Linked DNA regions of Homo sapiens: region 2 is linked to region 1. Evidence: chromatin contacts called from ENCODE Hi-C or POLR2A ChIA-PET data. All regions are on one chromosome and are shown on one strand. Each heading gives the region's core, a stretch centred on a gene start or an enhancer-like site at or near the end of the contact. The rest is flanking DNA. Distances are from core to core; before and after follow the strand shown. Region 1 has its middle 150 kb from the start of SMIM23. Region 2 overlaps LOC105377721 (a long non-coding RNA gene).

What was found. A loop is a pair of places that touch in the nucleus more often than their neighbours do. ChIA-PET counts read pairs that join two places held with the same protein, here RNA polymerase II (POLR2A). Pooled maps may share reads with other maps.
Region 2: a loop to region 1 is called in a map of vagina, with 2.4 times the contacts of the local background. The contact joins two enhancer-like sites. A Hi-C loop is called at or near these places in 3 of 168 maps with a recorded cell type or tissue (endothelial cell of umbilical vein, mammary epithelial cell and vagina) and 2 of 50 pooled maps. POLR2A ChIA-PET finds 5 or more read pairs at or near these places in 2 of 52 experiments (Panc1 and activated naive CD4-positive, alpha-beta T cell).

What each region holds. Positions count from the first base shown.
Region 1 is chr5:171,638,215-171,642,698 of GRCh38, forward strand. No RefSeq gene overlaps it. Among named protein-coding and RNA genes, the nearest start is that of SMIM23, 150 kb to the right of the region's middle. Within about 2 kb of position 2,562, at least 3 of the 41 ENCODE cell types and tissues checked have a DNase peak (open chromatin) inside an H3K27ac peak, as active enhancers do.
Region 2 is chr5:171,481,748-171,486,026 of GRCh38, forward strand. All of the region lies in intron 2 of LOC105377721 (a long non-coding RNA gene), which reads right to left. Among named protein-coding and RNA genes, the nearest start is that of FGF18, 64 kb to the left of the region's middle. Within about 2 kb of position 2,209, at least 6 of the 41 ENCODE cell types and tissues checked have a DNase peak (open chromatin) inside an H3K27ac peak, as active enhancers do.

The sequences.
Region 1 (4,484 bases), core at 1,312-3,811:
ATTGTGAAGATTTTATTGTTCACACACACCTGTAGTAGAATTCGGCCTTGATTTGCAAACCTTAGAGGTAATAATGATGACCTTGATAATAATTTTGAGGGGTGATATTTACTAGATATTCCCTTGGAACAGATGAAATCCTCCCCCTTCTCTCCTCTTGTCCTCTTTCCCCTTCTCCGTTACAATCTTTGGCACTTGAGGGTTAGTTATGTATCAACACACGATGTCTTGGGAAATCTGGAATAAGAAAATATTCTCAAAGCCTCCTGATTTGCAAACTGAATGATATACTCCCTAATTTTAGGTGCCAGCCTGTGTGGGATCAGATCAAGAGATAATAGATGAGCGAGGGTTGGGGGATAAGGCGACCGTTCTTCACTCTTTGGCTCTGTTCCCCGTCGCAAGAGGTTTAGCATTCCCGGGTCCCTGGCACTGAAGCCAGTAATGCCCTTCCAGTCATTGGAACAAACCAAAATGCCCTCCCATGCGTCTGAATGTCCCCATGGGAGTTTGACAACCACCATTAGCCAAATGAAGGTGGCTGATGAGAATATTCAAGCTTTCCTGGCCTGCAAACTTGGGCCAGAACCTCCATTCATCTCTCTGAACCTCCATTTCCTGGCCTGTCAAGTGGGAGCGTCGTGTTCACCTTGCAGGGCTGTTGGAAGGACTAAGAGGGAGGGTGTATGTAAGGGGCCAGGCGTGATCACTGGCATACAGTAAGTGCTCAATGCATGAGGCTGGCACATATTAAGTGCACAATGCACAGGGCACAGCATGGGGGTGCAGCAGACCTCTTGGCTCCCCTTTTTCCACTGATTGTGTCTCCAAGTAACAGGGCCAAGGGGGGCATTCAAAGCCCTCCGGACTTCATTCTGCCCTAATTGGAAGTCATTGTGGAATGAAGTCCAGTATTTAATTTGGCCTGTGTTTGACAGATCCGATGTGCACAGCGAGCAGAGCTCACACAGGGCCTGTGCGTGATACAGGGGGGATTCTTGGCCTGGGCTCAGGGCGGATTGGTGGAGAAAATGTCGCATTCAATTAAGGCTGATTGGCCCTGACAGTTGTCTGGGTGAAGTTTATAAGGTACATCTAATCTGGATGCATCTGGTCATAAAAATGCAAAACAAGCCATTCCCACCCAAGTTCTAACTCCAGATGTGGGCTGATTCTCAGTGATTGACACCATATTTTTTGCAGCTGTCCTACATTTCAAATCTTTTTCTATTTAAAATATATTCATCATAATTATGGAATGCAATAAACAAACTTCAGCCTGATGACAAGCTTTAAATATAAGAAAGTTTCAGCTTAAAATAAATGCCGTGATTTCTCAGCCCAGGACGGAGACAGCACCAACAAGCATTCTCCAAAGGAGCCTTGACCTTGTCACCATGAACCAGAAACAGTTATTTTCTCTCCAGTATTGACTGATATTTGGAGCGGGGACAGAGGGAGAAAAATAAAAAAGCTATTTATATCAGATAGAAAAATGTGCACAACCATCGGAAAGCCACGCTTGCAACACAAAGAAAAAGAAATAGATTCAACTTAATCATGTTTTGAAGGCCTCTGGTGGTGCAGGTTCTTCCCAGGGCAGGGTAGACTAGAGGTTATGCACATAGACTTTGGGGCCAGGTTGCCTGCTTTCAAATCCCAGCTTCCACACTCCACACACTGGTACCTTGAGCATTGTTTTGTCACTTAACTATTCTGTGCCTCGGCTTCCTCGTCTGTAAAATGGAAGATGATAATACCACTTATTTCATCGTGGAACTGTAAGAGCTAAATGAGTTACTGTAAATAAAGGGTGTATAACAATGCCTGGCACATAAATGCTCAAGATGTGTTAGCTATGATGGTAATCCATATCAGCTGACCCCTTTCCATGGATCCTCCAAGGGGGAGAGTGAGGTTTCCAGAGATTAGATGACTCGCACAAGTTTCATCCAACCCCTGGCAGAGCTGACATCCAAACCCTGATCATTTGACTTCGCTATAAAACATGCCTGCGGGTGCTCAGTCTTGCTCATGTTTGCATTTTTTTTGCCTCAATTTAAAGTTTTTTAAAGAAAGTTTTCCTGGTGGCTGCTCTATCAGTGGCTTTTTATGCATTCAAATAGTGTCCTATGAAATCTTGGACAAAAGAGCATCCTTATGTTTCTTCTGCTGCTCCTGGGGCTCATCTTTTATTTTTAATGCTATTTAAATGAGTCTGTAATTGAGATAGTCAAATAAACAGGCTATTAGGTTAATTATAGAGAGCTCAGCCTACATCCAAGCTGCTGGGTTTCCTATCCTCTTGTGGACCTCAGCCATGACCTAATGATTCTACCATTAACAGCAAGTACAGCTTAGTTCCTCGAGAAAAATGAGAACTACCCAGAGTTCATGTCAACAATCTGCTCCTCTTTAAAATGAAGCCATAAGTCACAAGCCCTCTGAGTTCCCAGAGAAGTGTCTGGAGCTAAATTTGTATCCTGACTGTGATAATTGTTCTCCTATTAGGCTGATGAGAGAATTAGCAGAGCCAAGTCCTCTGGGGCTGTGCCCACAGCTCGGGCCAAGCTGAAAATGACTCTGTGAGTTTTATTTGTGAGATGTGTAAAAGGCTTGTCCATCACTGGGCCCGTGGACATGGGTTCAATATCAAAATAGCATGAGCCGCCTTTCCCAACAGACAGACTCCAGTCCTGGCAGGCCCTCTGAATACAGCAGGAACAAAAAATTCCTGCCGGAAAAGGTGTAGCTGGGTGTTAGTTCTCTCTACAGCCCTGTGGATGGCTCCACTGATATCTGTGGCCCGTGCCTGACCTGCTGCACTCCTGTTTGAGAGAGGTAGTGTGGAAGGGTGGCAAGAGCGTGTCCTTTGGAGACAGACCCAGGCTCAAATGGGTGGACTGGGGTCAGCAGCCCCAGGTATTGGTCTCAGAGATTGGTCTGTGAAAGGGGAGAATGGGAGTAAATAGTCTCTGACTTGCAGGATCGTCATGAAGATTGGAAGAGATTATGTGGGGAGAGGACCAGGCTTGAAGCCAGTGCTCAATAAACAGAGGCTGAGGTTTTGATTCTCTGGGGTCAATGAGGCACTTAACATGGTTGTCTGGGATTGGAAAGATTGTTTCTCCTTCTGTAGCCAGAATGGCAAATAGATTGTATCTCCCAGTTCGATATGAATCAATTGGAGATGCCTGCTTAAAGTGCAGTGAATGATTTGTAATACCTGCCATGGACTAGGGTGGGTGATAAGAGAATGCACCCCATGTGTTTCTATCTCCCTTCTAGAATGTAAGCTCCAAAGGCAGGGACTGGGTCTGAACAACAATCCATTAACTTTGTACAGGCTCCAAAGCATTTTTGCATCAATTATCTCATTACTCTCCCCCAAAATCCTCAGACATGGTATGCTGTGGTCCCACATCCCCTGGAATTGCAAATATTCTGTCCTCCAAAAGGGCCTGGAGTTTAAAAACTATAGCTAATGTAATAGGCAAGGAAAACCTTATTCACCCTAATCTACAGATGAGGAAATTGAGTCTCAGAGGGAGAAATAAACTGCCCAGAATCATACACTCAGTTGACAGAAGAACTAGAACTCAATTTAGATAATTTATTTATTTATCTACTCAACAAACATTCCTTCATTGCCTACTATGATCAAATTCTGGACTCAACACTCATGTTGCCCTTGAAGTTGCCTACAGTCTAGTGGGGGATATTGATGTGTAAACAATGAAATTACAAAACTGTGTGTGAGAGTGCAAACAGTCAGGGAAGAGGGAACATTTCAACTAAGTTTTGAAGGCATGAGATCCAGAAGAGCTCAGTTATGGAACTTGGTCTTTATCCTGAGGGCAAAAGGGAGCCATGGAGGGTTCTAGGCAGTGAGTGACCTAATTACTGTAGTGTTTTGGACAAACCACCAAAGGGCAGTGTGGAGAATGGACAGGAAGGGGAGGACTTGGAACAAGGAGGCCAGAGAGGAGTTTTGTGGTCCAGGTGAGGGGTACTGAGGCCTGAGCAGGTGCAGGAGTACATGGGGTGGGTAGGAGGTCATGGGTAGGACATGAAAACTCCCCAGACCCCAGAAGGTCTCCCTTCTGTGAGCAGGAATCAGAAAGGACTCAGCAGAAGTCTGCCCCAGGCTTGGAGGAGAAGACCAGGCCAGAAAACAAGGCCAGGAAAGGCAGGGCAAAGGGTTTTTTAGCAGGTAAGTAGGCTGTGTCCCTCATCGCCATGGGTAATCTGGAAGCAAACTAATTTGAGTCATTTTGAGAGACTCTTCCTTAACTTACATGCCCACATTATAGTGACTATTAACTGCAGTAAGTTAGGTTATGCTGCAGTAACAGATACTCCCAAATCTCAGTGGCTCTCACAGAAAGCTTGCATTTTCACCATGCAGAGTGTGTTCTGGGTCTAGGCCAGAGAACAGGGCAACTGTTCTCTATGCAACAGCTCCACAATCCCGGTGGAAGGAC
Region 2 (4,279 bases), core at 959-3,458, 160 kb before region 1:
TCCGTTCTTGCAGGAGTCTGGATTCTCCTTGGTTAATCAGTTCTCCCAGAAGCCTAACCACTTTCTTCAGTCTTCTGTGCAGATAGATGCTCTCCAGCACTCACTTTGGGCCGGTCCCCCTTTCTGACTGCTCTCATCCCACATCCCTGTGGTGGGTGGAGCTGGCTCCTTGGAAAAGGGGGTTCCTTTTAGACAGCCCTGCCCTCCACCTCCCTTTCCACTCGCTGGCCTCGGCCAGCCCCCTGGGCCCAGCTCGAGAACAGACACTCACCCCTCTGCCAAGCACGGAGTGGGAAGGGAAGGGCTGTGCAGCCCCAGCCAGGAGTCCCAGCCAGGGAACAGATCAAGAGCGGATGGGATGATGGGGGCCACTGAGGTTCTGGGACCAAGGCATGAAGGCATGGGAACTTTGGGCTGCGGTGGGTCAAGGGGTGGCCAGGAGGTCAAGGGAGGAGCAGGGGGCTCCCTATCCCCAGCTCAGCCTGGGTGTGAAAGCCAGGAGTCTTCTAGTTGCAGCTGGAGGGGGCACACAGTGGGAAATAGCCTCACTCCATTGCTCCTTAAAGGGGCCAGCCAGGCTTCTTAAAGTGGCAGCTCCTGGGCAGGGAGGGGCCCCGGGAGAGCTTGGCCTCTCAGCCCTGGGAGCAGAGCTTCTTTCCATCAGGCAGTGAGTCCACCTACCATAGAGATGCCCTGGTTTCCTGCCTCCTCACCATCATGGCATCTAGAAAGGCCTCCTCCCACATGAGGGGGCTGTGGGGTTGGGCCCCTCATCTGCCTTGGCCTGCGTGTCCAGTCCTGGGCCTGGCCCAAAAGAGAGCCTCAGTGACTACTGAGAAGTAGATGATTTGATGAAGGGACCGGGCTGGAGCTGTGAGCTGAGACCCCAGAGTACAACCGGAGCTCTTCCCAACCCAGGGTATGAGCTTGGTCCAAATGGATCCTGGCAGAGACGGGCACTCCTTGGTCAATCTGTTTCTGAACCTTGCCATCTCCACTCATCCCAAACTTTCCAGCCCCATAGCACATCTGACATCTGTGATGTGCTTTTCCTATGTGATAAATGGACACCGTAACTTAGTATTTAGGGACCAGACAGGCTGAGTTCAAATCCTCGCTCTGCCTATTCCTAGATATTTCTGTTTCCTCTCTGCAAATGGAGCTATGAGTAATAATATATTGGGGCATTGTTGAAAGGCTTAGATCATCTAAAGCAGCGACAGTGATGAGAACAGGACCTGATCTTAAAGGGTGCAATAAACGGTAGCTCTTACTTTTACTACGAACGGCATGTGCAGAGGATACTATGCTTTTCTGTCAGCTCAGAAAACTGGGTAGCTGAGAGGCAAATGACATGTCCAAGGTCACCCAGAAAATATACAGCAGAGCCAGGATTTGAACTCAGGTCCAGCTGAGCCAAAGCCTGCTTTCTTTGTGTCATCATGCACCACCTCCTTCCACATCTTGCCCTGGGAGTGCGTGATCACTGGGGCTCGGGAGCTGCTAAGTGCTGGGGTAGGGGATAGCATTTTACTAGGGTCCTGGGGGCCAGTGGCTGACCAGATCCATGCCCTCCTTCCCCTGGCCTAATGCTGCAGATCTCAGGATGTCAAAGGGGGTGATGTCAGACAGTCATGCTGGGTGGGAATGGCTCTGAAAGCCTGCAGCCCCTTCCTCGCATGGAGCCTCAGCTTCCTCGCCTGTAGGTTGGGATGATCCGACAGAGGCATTGTGAGTCTCAGCTGAGCTATAACTCGTGAGAAAGCTTTTCGGACACATAGCAGGCAAGGCCTCCCAGGTTGGAGGACAGGAAGGGAGCCTGTCTGAGTAGGGAAGGGAGCTGGCCGTGTCCACAGCCTCCAACCCTCGGCCTCAGCCCCGGCCCACAGCTGGGCCTGGACTCCTGCTCGTGGCCGCCCCTCTCATGGGTCTGCGGGGATTTCTCTGCTCCAGGCTGACCCCTTCCTTGCAGAGGAGGCTTCTGTTGCCCGTCCGCTCTGCTGGGCCTGGGCTATTCTCTGTGTTTGTGTGTGTGGGGGTTGGGGATAGGTGGGGGTCCTCTTGGATTCTGTGATGGAGGGAATCCTGGCGTCCCTGTGGAGTCAGCCTGGGCCGCCGCCGGCTCAGCCGTCCTTCCCAGAGCCTCTGCAGCCCTTCTGGCTGCCGTTGCCTGCAGATTCCCGGCGAATGGTGCTCCTGAGACCGCTATGGGCCCAGGCTGCGTCATTCCCACCCTCCCTGAGCTCTGGGACTAGCTGGGCAGGGCTCCAGCCCTGGGAACTCCGCCTGCTGCTTTTTTCCCCTTCTTCGAAATTTCACTGTATGATTCAATGAAATGTCCTCTGCTTCCCGTCACCTGGCTTGGCTAAGCTGACCTTGTAGTGTGGAGCAGAGAGCACTGGACCTGGAGCTCAGGTGCTGGCATGCGTTCTGCCTTGGATGTCCTGTGTGACCGCAGGAGAGCGCCTTTACCTCTGTGGGCCTCGGTTTTTCCATCCGTAAAATGGACTGGGAGGATGGTAGTGAGGGTGTGTCTAGCAATAGAAGAGGGGAGAATGAGAACTGCCTCTGCACCCTCTCATGCCTGTCTTCTCTCTCTATGGTGGCCACTGTCTCTTCCTTCTTTGCAGAGATGTTTACCCAGGGGTCTAAGCCAGAGCTTCCTTCTCTGCCCTCCCTGCCAAGCCAGCGTACAGATCACTGGTCCCAGGGTCGGCTGTGGTAGCCCTAGGTTGGAACACACCCCTGGTTCCAAGAAGGTCCCCGTCTAATATGTGAGTCCACAGGTCCTTCCTTCACTATCCTCCCCACCCAGGCTAAAGGCTGAGGCACCCCCCACCAGGTGGGGCTTCACCACTAGAGGGCGCCCACCCCCCCACAACTTGATTAAAAAAATAAAACCCAAACGGCCTACCCCAACTAAACGTAATCGTTACAGCAATTATTGAGCATTTATTATGTGTCAGGTGCTGTACTAATCCCTACAACACCCCTAGAAGGTATACAGTGACATCATTCCCACTTAACAGATGACAAGACCGAGGTCTGGAGAAGTAAAATGACTCACCCAAGACCACCCAGCTGGTCAGTGACAGAGCTGGGACCAGCAACCAGGTCTAAGCAGTGGAGTCCCAGGCCCAATGCAGAGGCCTCATGGCACCCAGAGTCAGCCACTGCAGTGGGGAGGATGGCTGGGATGGGAGCTGAAGGTGGAGGCTAGGATTGATGAGATCAGAGACCACCAAAGGAAACGTTTGTAAACCTTCACAAAATTCGGCAGCTTTTCAAAATAATGATAATGGTAGGTTACATCCATAGAGCACTCACCATGTGGCAAACACAATACCAAGAGTTCTATATACACAATCTCCCCTAATACTAGGAACAACCCAAACGGGGGTATGTTCCAGTATTATTTCTGTTACAGATGGGGAGACTGAGGATCAATGAGGTGAAGTGTCTTGCCCAACCTTGCTCATTTGAACCCAGGTCTCTTTGCCTCTGGAGCTTGTGACTTAACTTCTGCATTCTGCTGCTTTTCTCCTTTAGAAGAATCTTATCCAGAATCCCAACATTTAAGAGATAAAAGTGGGTGGAAGCAGAGGAGGTGGGGGTACAGGAGCCTGAAGCTTTCCAGGCCAGTTTGAAAAGCCCTGATCGAATGCCCCCCTCTCCAAGCCCCAGACAGGAGCAGGGACTTGCCCACGGGCCCAGAGCTGGTTAGGGGTAGAGCCCCCAGACCACTACTTGCTCCCTCTGTGGGTGCTACCTTGACTTTGAGATAAGGTCCAGGCCTCAGGTGACAGGGGTAGATGCTTTAATCTTTGGCCTCAGCAACTGGGCAGAGAACCTTATATCCCTGATGAAGAGACTTCCACCCTGACTAGAGACTCTGGGACATGTCGGCTGTCATAGGCAGTGGCAGCCGAGGGGTGGCTTGGGGGATGGACATGTGGGTCCCCTAAATCTCCATCAGTCTTTCCCCCAAGCCATAGTAAACAAGAGGCCCTTTTCTCACCTCTGAGTAGTGTGCAGTCCCAAACCCCCTCCTGGGTAGGATCCTGGGTCCTGGAGCAGACTGTGGTCATGTGAGTTGAATCAATGACCCCCTGGCTGTGTGTCTAGCTTGGGAGCACTAGGGGGGGATATGGTCTCCGTACCATGCGAAGTCCTGTTTCTGTGTAATGCAGTGAATTCCTACCCAGGTCCCACCTGGGATTCACCTTGTTCTTTTGTAGGAGTCGAATCTCTGCAATTGTCTGACTTCTGCAGTGATGCT